Regions from separate parts of the Homo sapiens genome. Here regions 1 and 2 are each linked to region 3. Evidence: chromatin loops called from intact Hi-C (ENCODE). Cell type or tissue: psoas muscle. All regions are shown on one strand.

Region 1 (8,000 bases), 160 kb after region 3:
CTGCTACTGCATCCGGCTAATTTTTGTATTTTTAGTAGAGATGCGGTTTGCCATGTTGGCCAGGCTGGTCTCAAATTCCTGACCTCAGGGTATCCACCTGCCTTGGCCTTCCAAAGTGCTAGGATTACAGGCGTGAGCCACCATGCCTGGCCAATTTCTCCCCATCTTTGCTAACACATATTATCTTTCATTGTTTTAAAAATATTCTAGTGAGTGTGAAGGGGTATCTCATGATGATGTTGGTATCATCGTGGATTTTAACCAGCAGATTCCTGGAGAGCATTCAGGTTGTCTCCAGACTTTGGCTGTTAGCACATTAGTGTAATGAAATCTTGGTACATTTGATATTGGGGATGATTTGTGAGCATTGTTTTAGGATAGAATCCTAGATGTGGAATTGCTGAAGGATGTGTATTTGTATCTGAAAATTTGATAAATATTCCCAAATTGACAAACAATTTTAATAATTTATATTTCATAAAGTATTTAACAATGCATTTTCAGTCTTTTGACAGTTCTGTCTTTCAATTCATTAAAATTCTTGCCAATAATAGTATAATATTTGTAAATTCCCTTTCTCCCTGCCCTTGCCTCTGCCTCTCTCTTTCTCTCTGCAAATGTGGCACAGTTCAAGCACAAGGTATCTGGAAGTTCATCATATATTCTTAATATATTAATACTTCCATTTATAAAATATCATCAGTGAAGACAGATCATTTGACTTCTTTTTTTTCTATTTGGCTGACTTTAATTTTTTCTGTTGGTTGATTGCTCTGCCTAGGACTTCCAGTGCTACACTGATAGGAGGTGGCGAGAGTGGCCATCCTTTTATTGTCCCAGTTCTCAAGGGCAATGGTTCTAGCTTTCGCCTATTCAGTATGATATTGGCTGTGGGTTTTTGCGAGATGGCTCTTATTGTTTTGAGATATATTCCTTTGATGCCTAGTTTGTTGAGGGTTTTTCTCATGAAGGAATATTGGATTTTTCTGGATCTATCGAGATGATCATGTGTTTTTTGCTTTTAATTCTGTTTATGTGGTGAATCACATTTATTACTTTGCATATGTCAAACCAGCTTTTCCCCCAGAAATAAAGCCTACTTGATCATAGTGTATTAACTTTTTGACATACTGCTGGATTCGGTTTGTTAGTCTTTTGTTGAGGATTTTTGCATCTATGTTTATCAGGATTATTGGCCTGAAGTTTTCTTTTCTTGTTGTGTCTCTGCCAGACTTTGGTATCAGGCTGATGCTGGCTTCATAGAATGATTTAGGGAGGAACCCCTCCTCCTTGAGTTTTTGGAATAGTTTCAGTACATTGCTAGAATTCAGCTGTGAATTCTTCTGGTTCAGGGCTTTTCTTATTTGGTAGGGTTTTTTAATTTATTATTACTGATTCCATTTCAGGACTTGTTATTGGTTTTTTTAGGTTTTCATGTTCTCAAAAGGAGACTTACAAGTGGCCAAGAAACGTATGAAAAATGCTCGTCACCACTAATCATCAGGGAAATGCAAATCAAAACTACAATGATAGCGTCTAGCACCAGTCAGAATGGCTATTATTGAAAAGCCAAATAATAACAGATGCTGGTGAGGCTGCAGGAAAAAAGGAATGCTTATACACTGTCAGTGGGAGTGGAAATTAATTCAGCTACTGTGGAAAGCGGTTTGAAGATTTCTCAAAGATTTCTAAAAACAGAACTACCATTCAATGCAGCAATCCCATTACTGGGTGTATGCCCTCCCCCTCAGATAAATCGTTGTACCAAAAGGACACATCCCATTACTGGGTATATGCCCTCCTTCTCAGATAAATCTTTCTACCAAAAAGACCCATGCACTTGTGTGTTCATCACAATAGCAAAGACATGGAGTCAACCTAGGTGTCTATGAATGGTGGATTGGATAAAGAAAATTGGTACATATACACCATGGAATACTATGCAACCATAAAAAAATGAAAACACGTCCCTTGCAGCAACATGGATGTAGCTGGAAGACAGAATCCTAAGTGAATTAATGCAGGAACAGAAAACCAAATACCACACATTCTCACTTATATGTGGGAGCTGAACATTGAGTGCTCATGGATATAATGGTGGAAAAAAGAGACCCTGGAAAATGCTAGAGGTGGGAGAGATGGAAGGGGTTGTGGGTTGAACTACCTATTGGGTACTTTGTTCACCACCTGGGTGATAGGATCCATACCCCAAACCTCAACATCATGCAATGTACTCCTGTAACAAACCTGCATATGTACCTTTCATATGTACCTTTCAACCTCAAAAAACCTGCATATGTACCTTTCAGCCTCTAAAAAGTTGAAATTATCTAAAAAGCTTCTGATGTCAAAATAACTATTTAATTAAAATAGAACCCCAAATGCTAATTTGTTTGTAAAAATTTGCTTTGATTTGATTGTTTCTGTTACTATTTTTACTGAACATCCTTTTATGTTTCATCTTCCTGTTTTATTTTCTCCTCTGTGATGACCTATTTTTATTTATATTTTGGGGGGATTATCCTGCTTTCTTTCTAGAGACCTGGGTGAAGTCTTGATATATTGGTGATCCTGACCTTTGCTTTTTTCGTCAGATATAGTACTTTTTTCTCTAAGTTTTTCTCAGACACATCAAACTCATTCTAGTCTTTGGTTTTGCATTGCTATTCCATCTGCCTAGAAGCTATAGACTGATGGATTTCTATTTTATCCAAAGGGCTACAATCTGTAACTAGTAGTATTTATTTTGACGAAATGTCCCAGGGTTGGCCAGCAAGACCCCCTTTAAGTTGGCTACTGTGTCCTTTGGAGGGTTTCTATCCTTGTGGAAGAACCAATAGATCAGCAGAAGATACTGTGAGGTGGAAACACCTATGAGGCATCGGTCTAGGAGCCAAAGCCCTAGCCCTTTCCTGTCCACACACCCTCATTCCCAGTACCCAGAACAGTGCCTGGCTCTTAATACGTGTTTTGAAGGGATGATGACTAACTGAGTGAATGAATGTGTGGACACCCCGCCTAGAAGATCATTCTCTCTTTTCCCAACTACTTATCTTTCCTGAGTGCCCCGCAGGTCTCTCACGTAGCCAAAGCCCTTTGTTGCAGGGCCCTCGTGTTTCTGGAACATGCCTCTGTTGTAACATAGTATTGCAATCTAGGCATCTTATTTTTTCTATATGATGAATATGAGACAAATTCCTGTGTCTTATTTATGTTTGCATTGCCAGTAAATGTTATACAGAACCTAGTATTACAGCCTCTAAAAGTATTTATTTTAGTTAGAAGACTCAAGAGACAGCAAGGATAGAATAAAAATAGATCATGCTGCCATGCTCTTCTTAGTGGATTTTGATGGCATCTAAGATCATGGCCATCTGATCAGCCTACCTGGGTTTCTGACAACACTGGCTCAGAAGAGGGCTGACAAAATTTACGGTGAAGATATTTCATCCTCCCCTGAGAACTTGTAAAGAGGCCATTTGCAGGAGGACCTGAGGAGCCTGTGAGTGGGAGCTCTTCCCAAGAGAAAAGAGAGTTAATCTAACACTTCCAGATTAATCTAATTGGCTCAACCCAATGCCAGGGCACTATAGTCACAGAGGTTAGATCATTTTGAGAACTCTGGTGTTGAGGTAAGAGACTGGTAAGACTAATTTCCTGGTCCCTATGGGATAAAGTGAAAAAACCAGCAGAAATAAGCAGGTAGCAATGAAAGCTATCCCTAGTAGCCCTCATTGTTCATTAGCATAGGACACTCATATCAGCACCATGACAGTTTACAGGTGCCATGGCAACGACCAGGAAGTTACTGTTCTTTTCCTAGCTAATTCTAAATAACCCACCCCTCAATTTGCAATAACCCCACCCTTAAATTGCATGTAGTTGAAAATGGGTATAAGTGGGTATAAATACAGTTGCCAAGAGCCCATACACTGCTGACTGTGGGAATAGTGACTATGTGTTAGCCCTGCTGTGCGAGGAGCAGTGCCATTCAATAAGATTGCTGTCTAATGTCACCGGCTCACCCTTGAATTCCTTTCCCTGGTGAAGCCAAGAACCTTCCTGGGCTATGCCTCAGTGTGGGGGCTTACCTGTCCTGCATCAGAATCTGTCACCTGATTTTTTTCTTCTGATGCAGCTAAAACCAATTCGCTTCGTTTGAACCCTGTGGAGGACATGGCTGATGATGAAAGTAAAAATAAAATCATCCGACTGCATTATCAGGTACCTCTACTTTGAAGCAGAAAGTCTGGTATTTTAGACTCATGCCGATGAAATGAAAATGAGGAAAAACAAAACCAAACCAAACCCTAGAGAGTCGTGTTCCTTCTTATTGTAACTAACTTTTTGTTTCACCGTAATTCTTTATTGAACTTGAATAATACTTGAACAAGAGCAGTTTGGAATATTTGGCTTTTAATATCTTGCTCTATTTAGAGATCTCAAAATAAATGTTTGCAAAGGAGTCCCGCTGTCATTTCATAAACTGATGACTCCTTCATTAGAAAGGGCAATTTTACACTTGAGTTTCATTTTGGATATTCAGGTGCTAATATTGTGTATTCTGTTTGACAGTGTAAAATGCTCTTCTGTTCCACCAGTGAAAAGGGCAGCTCTACAAAAAAAAAAAAAGTCTCTTTATTGCTTGTCTTGATATTGCTAGCTAGCTGAGGAGAATGCTAAAAGAAACAATTTCCCTCCCATTCCCTGTAGAAGACACCCTGTAGCTTTGACCCAGAAGCTTCAAGAACGTCAGAGGAGAAGATAGGAGCAGAAGAGCTCTGTGCAGGTGACCAGAAGAAAAAGACTGAAGCTCAACATGAAGCTAAGGAAGAAAACAAAAGCAAAAGCAAAACCCTGAGCAGGCATGGAGTGGCTTAGTCTTGCTGTCCTGTCTGAGTTCTGAACACATGTAATATCCCGTCACCAATTCCAGAAATACTTGAGAGATCTGAGATCCTGCCAGTGCCTCTGAATCACAGTGTTGTTGGGAAGGCAGCCTCTCCCGAACCCAGGGAAGCCTGGCACGCTATCAGCTAGATTATGTCATAGACATGCTATGGTTTTAGTAGTTGTGAATGTAATTTCTCTATTTCATTTTGTAATTGGTTATTACTGGCAAAAGCAAAAATGCAACTGATTTTTATATGTTTATATTTTATATAGCAATCTTGCTGAACTATCATTTCCCAGCCTTCTTGGCAAGAAAAACCATTGTGCTTGATGGGTAATGCTTTTTTGTTAGTATTATTGTAGCTATGCCTTTCTATTCTTTGGTAGTATTATCATAGTATTATTGTAGCTATGCCTTTCTATTCTCTTAGTCATTACCCTTAATTTTATCTATCAGCCTAACAATAAGTAGATATTGATTATTTCTGCCCTGGTTGTGGTCTTATCCAATAAACTGTACATAGGCTGTGGCTGGTGACATTCCATTGTGGGTAGTTCTGCAGAGAAACCAATTCTGTGATTCAGGAGGGCTGGGAGACTCTCTGAAGTGATACCCTGGAGCCAGGGAGGTAGGGTTTCCCCCATCCGTCCTGGGACAGAAAGGCACAGCTGAGGGCCTTTGGTTGCTTGGTGACCATCCTCATTATGGATGCAAGAGAGGCAGAAGAAACTGTATAGGGAGCTGAGATTTCATTTATTTCAGCTACTGGCAGGTGCCAAGGGTCATGCTGTCAGAGGCAGGGCTGATATGCAGAGAGTGCAGGACATGAGAATATGCACAGGGCAATGGGGTGCAGGTGCCAGGGACTCAGTGACTGGGTGGGTGCAGGGAAGGGATGGGTGCAGGGGTACAGGACTGCATGGACCACTTCAGGCTTGGCCCTGGGCTCTCCAGCACCCATACACAGAGCACGTGTATCTCCAAGACAGGGAATCAATTAGTATTAATTATCTTCTTTGCACTAGGCATTGCTTTTATTAAAATCTTGTAAATCGATAACATCAACACAAAAGGAGTGCAAATGATCCTTACCCCTATTCCCACAGCAGTTGTTTATATTTTAAATCTAACAGAACCTTAAAAATATGTATTTAAAAAGGTGAATTTCTTTGCATAGCTCTTATGAGAAAACAGAGTGGTTTCTACAATTTATTGAGAAAATCGTTGGGCTTTTGTCCTTTAACCTGTTAATGCTGAGAATAACGTGTATAGACTTTCTAATATTAAATCCTATTTCTATTCCTGCAATAAGTGCAATGTAGACACTGGGATTACCATTTTTTATATACACTGTTGGATTCAGTTTGCCAATATTTTATTTAAAGGATATTGAAACAGTGTTCAGGAGTGAGTCTGACCTGTAATATTTTTTTCCTTTTGTTGTTTGCTTTTCTTTCATGTGCTATTTTTGTTTGGCTTGAGTATCGAGGCATACTGATCTCATAGAAAGGTTTGGAATATTTTTCCTTCCTATGCACTGGGAGAATTTGTATAAGGTTAAAACTTTGGTATAAGTGTCCTATAAAACCATGACAGCTTGGTATTTTTCTCTGTAGGAAGATTTTTAACTGATGCCTCAAAATATTTGCTAGTTCTAATGTTATTCACAATTTTCTGTAGATTCAGTTTTGCTAAGTTATATTTTCTAGAATGTCTTCATTTTGTTTAAGTTTTCAGATTGACTAGCAAAACGTTATTCGTGTCATATTTTCACTTTTGCTTTATCTGCAGTCACGTCTACTTCCATTCCTAGTATTGCTTATTTTGCCCTTTTATTCTCCTGATCAATTTTACTAGACATTTGTCTATTGCATTAACCTTTTCAAAGTGCCAAGTTTTGGTTCTATTTCTCTACTGAATATTTATTTAATTGATTTCCAGTCCCCTTTATTATCTCCTTACATTTACTTTATTTGGGTCTATGCAATGATTCACTTTCTAACTTTTTAAGCTGTATGCTTAACTCATTAATATTTAGAGTTTCTTCTTTTAAATAAAAGAGTGTAAGGCTAAAATAGTCCCTGTAAGTGTTAGTTTATTTGCATCTCACAAGTTTTAATGTAGTATTTTCATTATCATTAAATATTTCTAAATTTCCATTTCAATTTCTTCTTTGTCTTATGAATAATTTAAAAGTGGGTCTTTTATTTTCAAATAGGTAGAGGACTTTCACTTTCCTTTCTCTTACTGATCTCTAACTTAATTCCATCATAGTCACACAATATAATCTGTAGGATACAAATTATTTGAAATCGTTGAGACTTGTCTTACATTTTCCAACATGGCCAATTTTGGTAAATGTCTCGTGTGTGTTTCTGAGACCAATGTGATTCCACAATTGTTGGATGCAGAATTCTATATATGTCCATTAAATCATGCTGATGATGTGGCTCAAAACTTCTATAGCTTTGATAATTTTTCCTGTTTGACATACCGTAATTGAGAAGGTGTTGAAAGATCACACTAGGATGATACATTGTTCATTTTCTCCCTATATATCTGTCAATATTTAATTCAGGTATTTAGTAACTGTTGACAGACTTCCCAGAGGTTTAAAATTGTTAAATTCTATTATTGAATTATTTTTAGAAATCATTTTTTAGTGACTCTCTATGATTAAAATTCTTTGTGCCTTAAAGTTTTTTAACTGATATTAATACAGTGATCTCAGTTTTCTTTTGATTAGCATTTGCCAAATGTACTTTTCTTTTTTTTTCTTTTTTACTTTAATGCTCTTTGTGCCTGTAAGTGCAAATGTATCTCTTACATATAGCATACAATTGGATTTTTTAAAAAATCTAATCTGGTGATCTTTAATTTTCACTGTTGGGTTTAGTCCATTTATTTTAACTCTATTCAAATATCTGGACTTGCTTCTCTGTCATCTTAAAATTGAAAATACTTTTAAATAAGGAGCCTTGTGATTTCATTTTGCATTGAGCCTCACAAATTTTGTAGCTGTCCCTGCAGGAGGGGAGCGTGCTGGCTGTGCAGGGGAGGCCAGCACCAAGCCTGGGAGGTGGACGTTACCTGGGTGAGTTGGAAT
Region 2 (8,000 bases), 390 kb after region 3:
TTGTCTTGGCATGCAGAAATCTGTTCTTATTTGTACCTGAGTCATGATAATTTAAAAATCAAACAAAGATAACAAATATGTACGCCATCAGGGAAGGATAGTGAGCTGATATGTATTAAGTTATGTCTCTATATTGCCTGCATTTAACATATCACACCTTGGGAGCCTTTATTGTTTGAACACTGTATAGGTGAAGAAATGGGATTAGTAAATTTCATGTGGTCAGGAGGCACCGTGAGCCTCTGTCAATGTTTTGCTTCCCGTATTTTTGTCCTAGGCGATGCTCTTCTATGTAGTGACAAAGGCAGATCACCAATGAGAACGGCTCATTTCCACTTCCCAAGGTTGTTGGGCCACAATGGGTCTCCAAGGATCCACAATGAGCAAGCCTCAGAAGTTAAATAAGGGATAACTCTAGATGATGGGATGGAATGTCGATTTTCCTTTCTTTTTCTCATTTTCTCTTTTGTCTCGTTTCCCTTTTTCTTCTTTTTTCACTTTTTCTTTCTTTTGTCTACTCCTTCTCTTTATTATTTATTTATTTATTTATTTTGGAGATGAAGTCTCGCCCTGTCACCCAGGCTGGAGTGCAGTGGTGCGATCTCGGCTCACTGCAACCTTCACTTCCCAGTTCAAGCGATTTTCCTGCCTCAGCTTCCTGAGTAGCTGGGACTACAGGTGCACAACGCCACGCCCAGTTAATTTTTATATTTTTAGTAGAGACAGAGTTTCACCCTGTTGGCCAGGATGGTCTCAATCTGTTGATCTCCTGATCCACCCGCCTCGGCCTCCCAAAGTGCTAGGATTACAGGCGTAAGCCACCGCACCCAGCCCTCCTTCTTTTTATTTCTATCGTTTCTTGTGTCATTCCTGTCTTACTTTCTGCCTCACTGCCTGTCTTTTGTTATTTCTTTCCTGTTTGCTTCTTTGATCTTTTACTTTTTCTTGTATTTTTTTGAATGGTGGAGAGGTTGTGGCCCAGTCAAACTGGTTCTTCTGCTTTTGATATATAAGCAATCTTTAACCCAATATTGAATGTACTTAGCTTTGTAGAAGGATGCAGGGCGGGGCTACAGCAGACATTGCATCTTCCTCTCCTGAGGAAGCCCAGCAGCCACCAAGGTGCAGCTCCCCATTCCCATACCCCTGCCAGAGGTGAGATACTGCGGTGATGTGTTTAAAGGTAAGTTGATGCACTCACTGGGATTCCTGGTATCTTCATGCCAATTTACATCCTCCTCAGCCCAGGTGTGGTCCCACAGAATAGGGATAAGCATAGATGCAGCTCTGCATGTTTATATGATTCAGAATTAGTGCTAGAAGAATACAGATCCCAAGGTTATAACCCCAGGGAGGCCTATGTCAGCCTGGCCCGACACAAACTCATTACTTGCTGTTAGTTACTTATCCCTTCTTTCCCTCTCTTGATGCCTCCTTTACAATTGTCATTTATCGCAGCATTGACAGATGTTTCTAGTCTTTCGACATCATGACCATGTCTTTATTTTTTTCCATGTGACAATCATTATATATTTTTTAAAACGCCATTAGAATGATGCAGACATCTTATTCATTCAAAACATCTGTATTTTTAAATTCTGACATTTGGCCAAGGCACATCACTTCCTTGGGTCTCAGTTTATGTATCTATACATTGTATAGGTTTGATTAGATGACATCTGTGACCCCTTCCGGATCACACATCCACGTGTCTCTACTAGCAGTGCTGGGAAACATGCAGCCATTAGCCTGGAATGCTCTCCTGGCTTTATAAATCCCGTCTTAGCCAGATCACGTTGTATGCACATGAAGCTGGGTCATGCTTTCCTCAGAGATAATAGCTAGAAAGACTGGAGAGTTGACGTGGGACATGAATATTACATGATTCAGTTATGTGGATCCTACTAAAGGAAAGCATCTCTCATTGTACTAAATAAGACATGGCAGCTAAGTAATACTGCATTTTGCGGAAAGCAATGAACTTGTGCGGTATCCACATGAGAGGGCATGTTACATGCCACTGCGGAAGGGGCAAGACTTGCCCCTATCAGAAGACTGAGCATTTTAAGGGAGCAAAAGGATTCTTGCTATGCCATCAGAATTCCATTATCGCAACTTCTTAGGACCTTGGGAAGGACTTTAAAAACCTATGAGAAGACACACAGGATTTTCAAATTCCTGCAGAGAAAACCCAGTGTATGAAGGTTATCAGCAGATGGGCTCCGTGGCCTCATGTGCAGGAGACCACATGTGTCTTAGAAACCTAGAAACCACAGTGGGCAGAGAGGGTCATCTCCAAGATGTGCGTCAAAACTATTTATTGCCGACATTGTAATATTAGCAACTAACCAGACTGCACTGAATGTTTAAATAGCTAAATCTTCTGTAAATTATCCTTAGCTTAGTGACAGTGCTTTTCTTTCCCTGACCAACAAAGTTAAAGTACCACCACCCTCCCCACACTGCCCGCCCTCTCTCCAGGGTTATTTTTCTCCAAAATATGTATTATCTGAAATACCCAGAACATTCCTGCTTCAGAAGAGCCTGAGTCTTGGTCAAGAGTGCCTGCAAGTAGGACAAACAGACTCAGAGAAAGACCTATTTGACAATTTTACATGAGGCTGGCTGTGGTTATGCAATCTGGGTTTATGTAATAGGGAAAAGATGGAAAGATTACAGCTACAAAAGATTATTTTATAAAGGAGATGTACCCATTGAGAAAAGAACGTAAAAAATGGTCTTAAATTAGAGTATGAGAGAGCTGAGGAGAATTTCAATAATTATTTAAAGCCTCTAACAATGCAGGTTGTTATAGGGACTAAGGTTTGACAGTAATGGAATCTACAGTCTTTCTCCTTGGTGATTAGGGCAGATACCAGCATGGAATTGCAGGTTCAATTTACTTTTCATGGAGTAGGAATAGATTCTGAACGTATCTTCAAGGCATGAACTCAGTGATTACATAAGCTGTGCTCAATATTCTGCACACTCATATCTCAGGATGAACACAATTTTGGATCATTTAAAATGTCTATAATGATATAAATATTGAATTATATAGAGGAAAAGTAAAGCCATCTTGAGAGATAAGTTAAATCTACATGTGGGTCCCCACAAAGGGGAAGCTCCATCAACCAGATGAGGACGGCTGCTCTCAGTGTGGTCCCACAGCAGCCGCCCCATGTGCTGTCAGAGTGGATGATGGTGGTGTGAGGAAAGAGCCAGCCGGGGCCCTGCATCTGAGCCATGGAGCCACCTGCAAAGCCCCCAAGGGCAGAGATGGTCCTGCAGCTCCCCCTAGTCAGCAGCCCAGGTAATCCGGCCAAGGCAGGACAATTGACATGGTGCAGGTGAGTGATGGCTGTGAGGTGAGAGTGGGTGGGGAAGGCGACAGGTCAGCCAGGGAGTTCTGACTGTGTCATAGCAAGACAGAGTATTCTTGGCCAGAGTATTCTTCATGACTCCCACATACCTCCTTCAGAGCTTTACTCAAACATGGCCTTCCCAGGAGACTTTCCCTGACCAACAGAGTTAAAGTACCACAACCCTCCCCACACTACCTGCCATCTCTCCAGGGTTATTTCTCTCCAAAATATGTATTACCTAAAATACTGTATGTTTCACTGATATATTTTATTTATCATCTGTTTCTTCGATCCAAGAACTATGTCTATTTAATTCACAGAGATATCCCAGTGGCTAGAATGGCATCTGACATACCATAATAAATATGGATTGATTGAATGAGTAATAAGACAGCAATTACAAGTATTTTAAATATCCAAATTGAATCAACAAGCACAACCTCCCATTAAGAAGGATCAAATTTGGGTCAACACATAAAAAAGCTTAGATAATTGACAATAAAACCAAAAGCGTTAAAGTTTTTCCAGATTAAAGCATTGGATTTACCGGCGTGTGTGTGTTTGCATTTGTATGCCTGATTTTCATTTAGAAACTGTAGATAATTCTTAAACAGCAAGGAATTAATAGAGAAAACTAAATTTCTACAATCAGTGGCTTCTCAGGCTTCTCTAATTAGAAAGGTACAAATTATCTTGACAATCAATTATACTTTGAGAATATAAAGGTAACCATTGATTTAAAAATGTTAGGATAAACTATTTTGCAAAATTAGAATGTATCTAGTAGTTTCCTTTAAAGGAAGAAACCTCTGCATATCCCAAATCTTATGGAATTTGCCTTCTAAAAAAATAAAAATCATGGCTGTGAAAGGTATGTTATAAATTCCCTTAGAAAAAAATTGTCTGATAAAACTTTTTGTCTTTCTGAAAATGCAACTAAGAACAGTATCAATTAAGACATTTACTATTGTGAACCTCAAATATTTATTTATTCCTTTAGCTTACTATCCTCAAGCTTGCCATTCATTTATTCATTCATTTAGTTACTCAGCCAGCAGATATTAGATATTAGTCAGTAGACATTTAGTGAGGGCTTATTATATGCAAGACAAGGCAGTATATATTATAGAGGATAAATATAACAGTCTTTGAGAAGTTTATCTTGCGCAAGGGAAACAAGCTACATTAACACCTCCTCGTCAGTCCCACAATTCCAAACACACTATTCTGTCAGGCAGCGTGGAAGGAGCTGGCCCTAAGTGATAAGAGGGGTGTGCACGGGGAGTGGTGAGCAGCGTGGAGAAGCTGGCATGAGAGAGTGCCAGATGCAGCAATGGGGACAGGTTGGCCACATGGCAGTGGGTACTAAGTGCCAGTTGAGAGTTTGGATTTGATTCATGAAACGTACCAACATCTTGGCATGCATATAATGTGTCAGAAAGATAACTGGGTTATCCAGCCTAGATGCATCTGAAAATTTGGGTTGCTTTAAGATGCAATATGTAAGTCCATAGTTCCTACCAAAAATAATGCAAACAAAAGCCTGTAAAATGTTGAATTTTTGGAGTAGTAATTGGATTGGATGTTGTTTCCAATATGTCTGATTTATAAAGACAGGTAGCTACCTCAGCGGTGGCCAGAAATAGAAAATAATTAGCACAGGACACAGAGCATTTGGCCCAAACCTGTACATAAGATTGTTCAGGGTGCCCAAGCTCCATCTGAAAAAGAAGCTTTCTGAGCCAATCTGGGACATCAGCTGGTCTGGAAGGCTCTGGGTGGGCAGCTCTGTAGCCCGGGTGCTTTAGAAACTTCAGAGCACACACACCCAACGTGCCTAACAAATGCCATCATGTGGGCATCGCACTCTGCTCATGACTCAAGCAGAAAAGTAATTTCTGCCGCCTGTGAGAGACTGAAAGTCACAGACAATGGGCCCTTTTTCCAATCAGGTTTTCTGCTCTTTGTTTATGCTCAGCTAACTCTCCATCTGCTCTTTGGTAAAGTACACGAAGGCAAGGCCTTTCTGCTGGCTGCTCAGGAAACACAGGGACCTGCTGGGCTGTGACCTCCTCTGATCCCACCTCCATCAGCCCCAAGGCTCAGCCGCAAGAATGGGCTACAACCAAGGAGCATGTGGCTTTGGCCACCCACATAGGTGCCGAACAAAAAGGCCCAGATGGGGCAGCAGGGGTTGCTTGCCAGGGGGAGCTCCCTGGTCTCCCTGGCTTTGACTTAGGAGTCGGCACTGGAAGACACAGCTCAACTTGAAACGTATTTTCCCACAAGTTGCTTACTTATTCCAACCTATCCCATCTGCCTAGTCTCCAACCAAGTGGCTATGGCCTCCCTTGAGAAGAAAGTGGGGGCTGACGGGCCCTGTGAGGAGTCAACTCTCCTGCAACATATGTGCATGTGATCAGAATTTACCTCCACCATCTTCCCAATGCATCCAGAGAGTTTTGCTCCATGGTAAGGACAAAAGATGAAACTAACTCTGTCACTTACTAAAAGAAATGATGACTTCCCTATTCTATGCAGGCCCAGAGGGCACAGGTGAACCCACCTAAATCCAGTGTGTCCTCTTAGAAACTGACCCAAGCACATGCATTTCTGAAGTGGGCTGATGGCACCATCTTCATCAGTAGAGAAGAGCAATAAGAAAATCCCAATGTGTGCAGTAGAGGAAGGACACTGATACTTTCGCTTTGAAAGGTGCCCAGAGGCCTGCAACTAGTCGGTAATTCTGACCGCAGTGTCTGGGATTGACTTTCCTTCTGCCTCTATGATAATTGATTGTCAAAAATTTCTAAATTAAGACTGAGAGAAAATCAATCATGCATTCTGCTTTGATATTCACATGTAGGCTCTATTTTTCTACCTTAAACATAATAATGTAATAACTTTTCCAAAATGTATAGTAAAAAATGTTATTTGAGTTAAGGAGTGTGTTCTTAACTCTCTTCAACACAGATTCTGATTGTCTTTATTTCTACAGCAGGAAAGGCTGCAGACACACCTTTCAAGACCTGGATGTACTAGCAGCTGACTTCTGCTCTACCTGCAGCTTTAAAAATGGGCTGTGCTGTCCACAGTGTATCCATGGCTGGCCTTGGCAGGGCTCTCCAATCACCTGAAGCCTAGCCCCATGGAGAACTAACAGAGCTCAATGGGGGGCTTCATGTTCCTAGGAGAATTAGGGAGGGGACCAGGAGTCACGGGATTTCCCACGTGCCAGACTGCAATCCTGTTGGGTACCTACCTGCCTGCCCCTGCAGGGATGGATGCTCTTGCACCTGCGCTCCGGGAGCAGAAATGATGGGGAGCTTCTGACCCTGCTGCATCCTTGGTAAGTTGCAAGGTGGCGCAAAGATTTGGGATGTTGAACAAAAGTGGTTTTCTAAACCTTTTTCAGGTGTCTGCTGGGACCTCTGTGCTTGTCTGGAACTCCTGAGGCACTTTCTAGACAAGCTGGGGTGTGGTGGGCAAGATCCCAAGATCCAGGTCCCTCTCCCATCTCCCACGGAGCACTGGCTGTTTATCCCCAAATGTGCAGGTGTCTGTACCAGTCTCTCTCTCTCTCCATCTTTCTTCCCTCACCTCACTTCCCCCAGTCATTCCAATCTAGACCCCTATTCTCCAAATAAGTTTTTGATTTTAATATCCTGTGAGAGGAAAAATAAACCCTGGATCCCTCAAGTAAAGTGATCAAAGCTGGCCTTTGTACTAATTACTTATTCATTGAAAAAATCATCATGTTCTATGATATTTAAGTATTAAGCACTATTTGAGGGAGAAAGAATTAGTTATTGATCCTGTCTCCCAGGTTTCCACCATCTGGGGAGAGAGATAAGATATCCAAGGAATCACCTGCCTCAGAGGAGAGGAGCCTCCAGCCCTGGAGCAGCTGGAGAGGCCCAAGTTGGCCTTTAGCCCAGGGCAGGGGTCTTATGTAAAACAGCAAGAGGGGACTTTCTGTAGCAGGGCTGTGCTCACCCTGTGTCCAGAGAGCTGGGGAATGGGTTTTGCTGAATGGAAGGAGTTACTGGAATGAGGGTGTCATGGGGCTGAGATGAGGGTAAGGGTGGAAGGGGGGTGGCGGTGTGTGGGTTTTTCCTTCCATTGGTGCAGAAGCAACAGTATCTAAGACAGTGACCAGGGCCTTGGTGGTCCATGATTGCAAGGTCTTGGGGGACCCTGGAGGGGATTCTGGGGATGCCCAGGGTGCCGGTGGGATGGCCCAGGGCCCTCAGCCCTTTGTGCAACTGTCCCTTAGCATCCACTCCATCAGCCTTCTGGGCCACCACAACCAGAGCACCCAAACCCAGATGCCAGCAGCAGCTGCAGTGGCCCAGCTGCCTCCTGAGAACCTCCTTAGAAAGAGGAATTGGAGCATGGAGGCCCTTATGGTATAAGGGGGCTCCCGCACTGCTCTCACCCGGTAGCCCCAGCATCGCTGGCTCCCAGGGTGGCCCCAGGGCTGTGGCAATCGTGGGTCATCTGGGCCGTGCCTCCGTGTTCATGTGATTTTTAGGGGGTTCTGTTTCCTCCTTACTCACTAATCGGAGCTGGCTAAGGTGGAGGATTCTCATGTCCTGAAAGGTCAGGTTTTAAAACAGAGTTCAAGGGTGCTGT
Region 3 (8,000 bases):
CCTCTGATGAACTGGCAGGCAAAGAAACTAGTCAATTAAGTCATCCTGCCCACATTGAACATTACTTTTTTCAAGCATCCCTGACGCATTATCTTGTGTAGAACCATATTACAAAGAATTTATAGTGCGAATAGAGCTCACACCTGGAAATCTAATCAACCGCCCTCATTAAGACTTAGGATGCAACAATGTTTCAATGAGGGGTGTTTTAAAAATTTAGGAGAAAGTTGAAAAAGTCAGATCTATAAACTTGTAAATGCTTTCCTCTCTTGCTTGCTTCCATCTACCTGACGCTTTCTCAAGGAAATTCAGAGTGCATAATTGTGAAACAAGAAGTTCATTTTCTTGCCCCTCCAAGGGGAATTTTGAGGAATTAAAGCGCCCTCACTGTATTGTAGTCAGTTTGTTTTGCACAACGAAATAGGTTCTGATGACAGAGGCAAAAACAGAAGTGTGAGTGAAGAGCCATAAAAATGATATAATTCAGTTTTCTATGAAAATGAATGCTTTTGCTTGCTTTCATGAAGAACTTTGTGTTTTTGTGAAGGACGTTAGTACCTTGGAATGCCTTGGCTCAGGCCACCTTGTCTTCCAAAGCACACAAGATGTGTCTCATCAGGGTGTCAAGGTGCCAGCGTTCACCCTGGAGCCCAGCTCTCATCAGCCATTCTCTTAACTGCACCTTTCGCGGGGCCTGTCGGCAGTGGGGAGCCTAAATCACACCTGGCTTCTTAGGACTGGAGATTCTAGAGCTTCACCCAAAACCCTTGAGTTTGAAACTCCGGGGGTGCCTCCCGGTGACATGGATGCCCCCAGCAGTTGGGTAGACACTGCCCAGTAAGTTCTCTGAGCATTGCGGCCTGCTCTGTTCTGCACCCGAGGTCTGCTCACCCTCCCCCTGCCTGAGCGGCCTCTGCCTTCTCAGCTGCTTTCTGTCTTCAGAGGGTCACAGCTCTGGTCTCTAGATGGCTTTCCCCACCGTCCCATCCCTTGATCCATTTCCATGGAAATTTGGAAAGAGGAGAAGGTAAGCTGTTCACTGCCTTCCACCACCTTGAACTGAATCCAGTCCCTAGCTGGTTTTGTTTTTAATTTTTCCCATAGTCTTTAAGAATATTACTTTTTCCTTAACAGTCATCAATTGCTGCTCTGAGATAACCTCACCCTAAATTACGAGTACACAACTGAAAAACTCAAAAGGGAAGGCGAGGAGCTGAGAATGTAAACCCTCAACTACCAGACCTTCCACAGCCATAAACGGACCCTCCTAGGTATTGTTTCTCTGTATTAATTATTGTTATACTATATCCATTTTAATAGTTTCACTTGTAATGCAATATATACTATTCTTGAATAGCCTCCTCTTGCCTGTGTATTATTGTATGCATATAGCAAATTAAACATTGAAACGGGTCGGCACTGGAATGCCCTCTCCCTGTCGCCCAGGCCCTGTTCTCCCGGGGCTGCACTGACTGGCGGGTCTTTGGCTGCCCTCGCAGAGATGCCCGGGCAGATGGAGGTCTCAGGGCTGAGGACACCGCCTTCGTAGCCCCGCCCTGGCGGCCCCGCCCGTAGCCTGAGGCCCTGAGGCCCAGCGGCCCCGCCCCCGCAGCTCCGCCCCCGCAGCCCCGCCCCTGCAATCCTGGTACCCGAAGCTGCGAACCCGCAGCGCAGGCCCAGCCTCCGCAGCGCCATCTCTGCAGCCCAGTCTCTGCAGCCCCGCCCCCGCAGCCCCACCTCCGAACCCACAGCCCCGCCTCCGACTCTGCAACCCCGCCCCGCAGGCCTGCCGGCAGGTGCCTAACAGTGACCTCGCCGTGCTGCACTCCCTGCGCGTTGGTCACTTACAGTCGTCGCAGAGGTGGATAAAACTTGAGGTGCCTCCTTCTGCCCTCTTCAGCTACTTATTCCTGCCAGTGCATACTCCGGCCCTGTGCGTGCGCTTCCACTGGGGAAGTTGTCCCCTGGGGTGGAAGGGTCGAGGCCTCCGTGGGCTTCGGGTTACTTGGGGAAGCTCGTGACCCTTGGAAGCGAAGCTGCTGGGCAGGCTGCGGGAAGGCTCGCTGGCGCGGGGCTTAGGATTTGGGATGCAGGAGCTTCCTCTAGGGGTGCGCCTCCTGGCTCGCCGCCAGGGACCGGGCGCTGTCAGGCCTGAGGCCCCTGTGCCCCAGATCCTCCACGGCGGCTGTGCTGGAACCCCACACTTGCTGGACGTGTGTGCCGGGATCCCCGAGTCCAAGCCAACACCAGCGAGATTCTTAAAACTATCCTTGGTAAAAATGTAGCAAAACCTCAAATAAAGTAAACATTTTGATTTTTGAATAATAGTCACATTTAGAATATTGCAACAGTTTTGTAAGAAAATAACACCTTGAAATGTTTCAGGAGTTGGACTTCAGAGGCAAAAGCATGTTTGCGATGAGGTAACCTGTCTCGGTGTCTTTGCATCCTGCTGTGCCCCACCGTGTTTTGAAAGAGGGTTGCAGAGTCACTGACCCTGTGGGATGGCCAAACTGCACATGCCCAGCGCTCTGCCCGCCCCAGGGCACCTCTCCCACCTGCCAAGGAACCTGCTCCCACCCTGACCACTCGCAGATAATCCAAGACTCACTATATCTTAATGGAAAACCACAGTCACATTGGCAAATGTTTGGACAACCCGAATCTGACCTCCAGAAAGGAGAGCCCCGCGCACCCCCTGCTCAGGAAGACTTGGCTGTGCGAGTGAAAGTGTGCAGCTGTGAGGAGAAAGCCCTTCCTGGCCTGTTGCCCTGTATTTTCTGACCACTACGTTTCCTTTGGTTAAAAAAAAAAAAAAAGTCTCTGGAGAAAGATGATAGAGTCCTTTATTAAAAGGCATTTAGCCTACAGGAATGTCTTCTGCTAAATGAGGTTCTCTGTCAGCCCTACAGCTGCCTCAGACATAAAAAAGGTGTATGGGGAAAGCTCCAGGGTCCTGAGCCTATCGAACAGGTGATCCTGAGCCACCCCAGCCATTCCAGGACGCTCCCATTAGTCACTCAGAAGCTGTTCATAAGCTTCTCTTTCAAATCACCCCTCGTGTCCCGGGAAGAAGGGGAAATGGTCTACAAGGCGGAAGAACCTACAAATTGTAGGATGTTTACTTAATCCAGGGCCTTGTTAGTGTGGAAACACATCTGTAAATGCAGAATTGAGCTCACAATGCCCTGGCAGCAGCGATGCTCTTTAGAGCTGTGTCGCTGTGTTCCAGGAGACATGTGTTCGCCAAGGAGGAGAAAACCAAACAGGACCCTGTGCCTACCTTAAAATGCGAAAGTGCTTTATGAAACAATGAGCTTCTCTTGCAGGTCATTCTCCAGAATGCCAATTACATACTTATTCTTCCTGCTTGAGAAACGGGAAACATATTCCGTTGTCCAGGAGAGCCATCTGCATTGTGGTTGCTGCACCTTCATGGAAGGAGGGAAATTGTGACTTGCAGTCGAAGCCGAGGGTTCCAACAACTTTTGTTCTGAATTTCTGTAACGGAGGGCCATCCTTTATTTGCATGTTGAAAATCTGTTTGTTAAGTCTGCAGTGGAGCAGAAAATAGAATTTTTAAAGCACTCTCTCCTGACCTTTTCTATTTCGTATTTTTTAAGAGACAGAAATTTAACCCCTATCACATTGGCAATCATCCGGAATAATGTTTTAAATGCATCTTTGTGTTTGTAAAACTTGCTTCGAGATGAGAAAGTAAGTTTTCTGGATTTTGACGCAGTTTTGAAGTGCAGCATGTTAATTTCTAAATAGAAGCACTGGCATTGGATAAACTAAAGTAACGTGAATATAATTCTAGGAACTATAAGCTTACTTTCCTTATTTCTGGCTTTCTTTAGCTCTACGTATCTATTTTTTAATGCACTTAAGAAAAAAGCTATGCAATTGTGAAGGGTTTTTTTTATTATTATTATTCACAGGTTGAGGTTCATTTTGTCTTTCATCTGACAATTCTTTTCATTTAAATTCCACAATATGCCCGAGTGAGCAAAGAGAAAGGAGTCAGGGAGACAGAAATCTTCAAACTAAAACAAACAAACAAACAAAAAACATGCTATGCCTGGCTTCCCAAGCTGATTTTTTGGTTACTGTTATTACTAACCCCATACAAGTGTTTTTAGTGGGAAATAATGTTGATTCAGTTCCCCGGCTCTGGTGCCCACGTGAGCCCTGCAGCCGCCTGTCCTCCCCAGCAGGGAGAGCTCTGCGCTTTGATCATGAACCCTGGCTCTCAAAACGGTTCTTTCATATGGAAGCTCTCCTTCTTCAGACCAAGAACAGGCTTAGGAAAGAAAAGAAACAAAAGGCGTATTTCAAATCCACCCAATGCCATCTTTTTTCAAACATGTTCCTCATGTATATTTCAAAGGGGCCGTTTCCACAGAAGCAAAGACTGCATGAGCCAGTGGCGGCAACGCTTCTAAAGCGCTTGAGAGGGAACTTCCAATAAAGAGCTTTACAGACAGCATTGAGAAATTAGATACTTTTCGAATATTGCAACAGTTTTGTAAGAAAATAACACCTTGGAATGTTTCAGGAGTTGGAGTTCAGAGGCAAAAGCATGTTTGCGATGAAGTAATCTGTCTCTGTGTCTTTGCATCCTGCTGTGCCCCACCGTGTTTTGAAGGAGGGTTGCAGAGTCACTGACCCTGTGGGATGGCCAAACTGCACATGCCCAGCGCTCTGCCCGCCCCAGGGCACCTCTCCCACCTGCCAAGGAACCTGCTCCCACCCTGACCACTCGCAGATAATCCAAGACTCACTATATCTTAATGGAAAACCACAGTCACATTGGCAAATGTTTGGACAACCCGAATCTGACCTCCAGAAAGGAGAGCCCTGCGCACCCCCTGCTCAGGAAGACTTGGTTGTGCGAGTGAAAGTGTGCAGCTGTGAGGAGAAAGCCCTTCCTGGCCTGTTGCCCTGTGTTTTCTGACCACTACGTTTCCTTTGGTTAAAAAAAAAAAAAAAAAAGTCTCTGGGGAAAGATGATAGAGTCCTTTATTAAAAGGCATTTAGCCTACAGGAATGTCTGTATTATTGTGATAGTGATTATTAAAAAATAATCGCAATATAACTTGCCTGGAATTGTTGTTGTTAAAAAGGGTTAGGAATACTTGCATGTCTTTCAGATCGAGGTGGAAAGGGGAGCACCTATAGTTTCTCATGGCTTCATGGGGCTCCTTGCACCCCTGGTAATTGTCTTTTGTCTTGGTGTAGCAATTATGAAACAAGACAAGTGTATCATAAATCATATTTTTATAAGAGTCATCCCCAAATTTTTGGTAGGGCTTAAAACTTTTTTTCGACACAAAATACAGTGCCCCCAAGAAATGTCCATTCAGATAATGAGAATTTGACCTCACAAGACATTTCCGCTCAAAAGACATTTCTTGGGCTGGGTGCGGTGGCTCACGCCTGTAATCCCAGCACTTTGGGAGGCTGAGGCAGGATCACCTGAGGTCAGGAGTTTGAGACCAGCCTGACCAACATGGTGAAACCCGTCTCTACTAAAAATATGAAAAAGTAGCCAGGCGTGGTGGTGCATGCCTGTAACCTCAGCTACTCAGGGGGCTGAGGCAGGAGAATTGCTTGAACCTGGGAGGTGGAGGTTGCAGTGAGCCAAGATTATGCCACTGCACTCCAGCCTGGGCAACACAGCAAGACTCTGTCTCAAAAAAACAACAAACAAGCAAAACACACACAGAAAAAAGACATTTCTTTGCATTAACAAAACCGCACTGCATTTTGTTATTCTGGCAAGGTCCTGGTGGTTTGTTAGTTTATAGAATTAGCAGTCTTTCACTATTGAGATGAAGTAATTTTGATCGCTTTCTTTTGCCTTTATCTTTGATTTTCATTTTGTTTTATGGGGATGGAATGGGCAGGGATTTACATGAAATTTTCAAGTTTAAACATAGATATTACAATATTGTTAATTATTGAAGTAATTTCATGCCACTAATTTTAACTAATTAGGCATTACAAAAATCTTTGCTTGATAAAGAGTTTTTCAGAACTAACTTGGTTTTTCTTTTAAACCAAGGAATACTCAATCTCTGTCTTCCTTAGAACATGCTTGAAAATCAGATATTACTATCATTGTATCTGCTTCTAAAGCTGAGGCACAGGCAGGCTAAGTGACCTTAACATCAATGAAAATGTGGACTTGTGAAAAGCACGAAGCAGATTCTCTAAACCTGCCTGCTGATTCCAATATCCTCATGAAGTACCCAATGGCCTAAGATAAAATGTGTTTCCTCTCCCCCAGACCCTGTGTTTTCACCATCTTAAGCTGGGGAAAGAAACGACAAAAAGTGGCAGAAAGATTAGACTTGGTTTATAGTCATTTCCATCATCTCTTGGAAGAAGAAAGATGCTGGTTACCTTGGGCCTGTAGAGCAGGTCCCGGGAATTGACCACATGAGGCACATTTGTGCGTGGAAAGCAAAAGCAGTGTGTTTTCGGCTGCCTGGGGACCTGGGCACCAGGCACAGTGCTCAGAGCAGCCATCCCGAGGCAGATTTCACCGTGCACAGCCTATGGCATAAGAGCCATGCTGCAAGAGCCGGTGAGTGGCAGACAGAAGTTGCAAACTAGGTCTCTCTGCCTGTTCTCTGGAGCCTGCCTTTTTCCTGGGTGCATTGCCCCTTCTCACTGCCATATTGTATGCATTCATATGTGAGGTTCTTCTTTTTCTGCAAGAAAAAAGAACAAAACACATTAAGGATTTCAAGATTATATCCACCTTATTCAATAGATTTTACCCCAGATAATTTCACAACCTTTTTATATAATTCCAGATTTGATTAAACACTTCCCTTCTCAGTTCTGAAACTTGCATGGACTTAGTCAACCAAAATGTTTTCTCACAAAAACCTCAAAGAACAGTTAACACACACAATTTCTAGTGGTCATGTAAAAAGATAGTAATATATATATTTCTACCTATTGATTCATTTAAAATTAGAAATAATTGCTAAGCATTTTGAGAAAATAATTAGGACTAGTTTGAAGTTTAATTTGGGTAGAAGTCAGTTTGCAGGAATGATACATTTACTTTTAAATTTAGTCATATCCATATTCAGGTCAACATTTACAGTGACCAAAATAAAGACTAATATAAAAATCATTTTAAGAGAATATTTTTAAAACAGAATATTTTTACAGTTGCAATGGACCAGCGTCCTGAGGAAGGAGCAGGCTTCCCCTGTTGATGCTCTGCAAGGTAGACCTGCAGAGGACTGCCTGGCTCCCTTGTCTAAGAAGGGCAAACATCTTCACCTCTCTTAGATGAAGCCTGAAATGTGCTTTAAATCCATAATCCCTGGGTACTCCTGGAAACCACAAACCTGCCCACTCATTGTCAGTAGAGCCCAGTAGAAGTCAAAAATAAAGAGGGGGTTTCTGCAGAATTGTAGACTAATAGCATGATTAAGATGCTGACTAAAATATATATATATTTAACTTTTATATTTTGAGATGAAGTCTCACTCTGTCACCCAGGCTGGAGTGCAGTGGTGCGATCTCAGCTCACTGCAATCTCTGCTTCCCGGGTTCAAGCGATTCCCCTGCCTCAGTCTCCTGAGTAGCTGGGACTACAGGTGCCTGCCACCATGCCTAGCTAATTTTTGTATTTTTCAGTAGAGACGGGGTTTCACCACATTGGCCAGGCTGGTCTCGAACTCCAGACCTTGTGATCTGCCCACCTCGGCCTCCCAAAGTGCTGGGATTACAGGCATGTACTAAAATATTTTTAATGCACAGTTGAGCTAGCAGCAAATAAAGGAATCTCTTCAAAGTGAGAAAGGACAAGAAAGCTTAACTCCCCAGGAGAAAGGAGCACTGAAACCATTTGCCCTAGATTTGAACAGGGTGGGATGTAGACAGTCTCGGGTGGGATGCAGATGGAAGGTTACAGGCCACATAGAAGGGCAATGGAGACAAAGTCTGGGGCCAAAATTAGGGGATGTCATATC

What was found. Peaks named below come from ENCODE experiments on the same cell type or tissue, not always from the same donor. Only the 100,000 strongest peaks of a DNase experiment are listed, where the experiment ranks them.
Region 1: it touches region 3 in a loop (2.2-fold over the local background); 7 of 110 quality-filtered maps call a loop at or near these places.
Region 2: it touches region 3 in a loop (5-fold over the local background); 50 of 110 quality-filtered maps call a loop at or near these places.

The regions. Positions count from the first base shown.
Region 1 is chr5:5,653,502-5,661,501 of GRCh38, forward strand. No RefSeq gene overlaps it. Among named protein-coding and RNA genes, the nearest start is that of ICE1, 230 kb to the left of the region's middle. In psoas muscle, no CTCF peak of the experiment used is centred here; a DNase peak (open chromatin) is centred at 5,000; H3K4me3 peaks cover 758 bases; H3K27ac peaks cover 625 bases.
Region 2 is chr5:5,878,233-5,886,232 of GRCh38, forward strand. No RefSeq gene overlaps it. Among named protein-coding and RNA genes, the nearest start is that of LINC02145, 460 kb to the right of the region's middle. RefSeq lists a silencer at 3,184-3,478. In psoas muscle, a CTCF peak has its summit at 3,298; no DNase peak of the experiment used is centred here.
Region 3 is chr5:5,493,123-5,501,122 of GRCh38, forward strand. No RefSeq gene overlaps it. Among named protein-coding and RNA genes, the nearest start is that of ICE1, 74 kb to the left of the region's middle. RefSeq lists silencers at 1,661-1,710, 1,751-1,830 and enhancers at 4,171-4,695, 4,696-5,218. In psoas muscle, a CTCF peak has its summit at 4,208; DNase peaks (open chromatin) are centred at 1,619, 2,039 and 4,209; H3K4me3 peaks cover 972 bases; H3K27ac peaks cover 686 bases.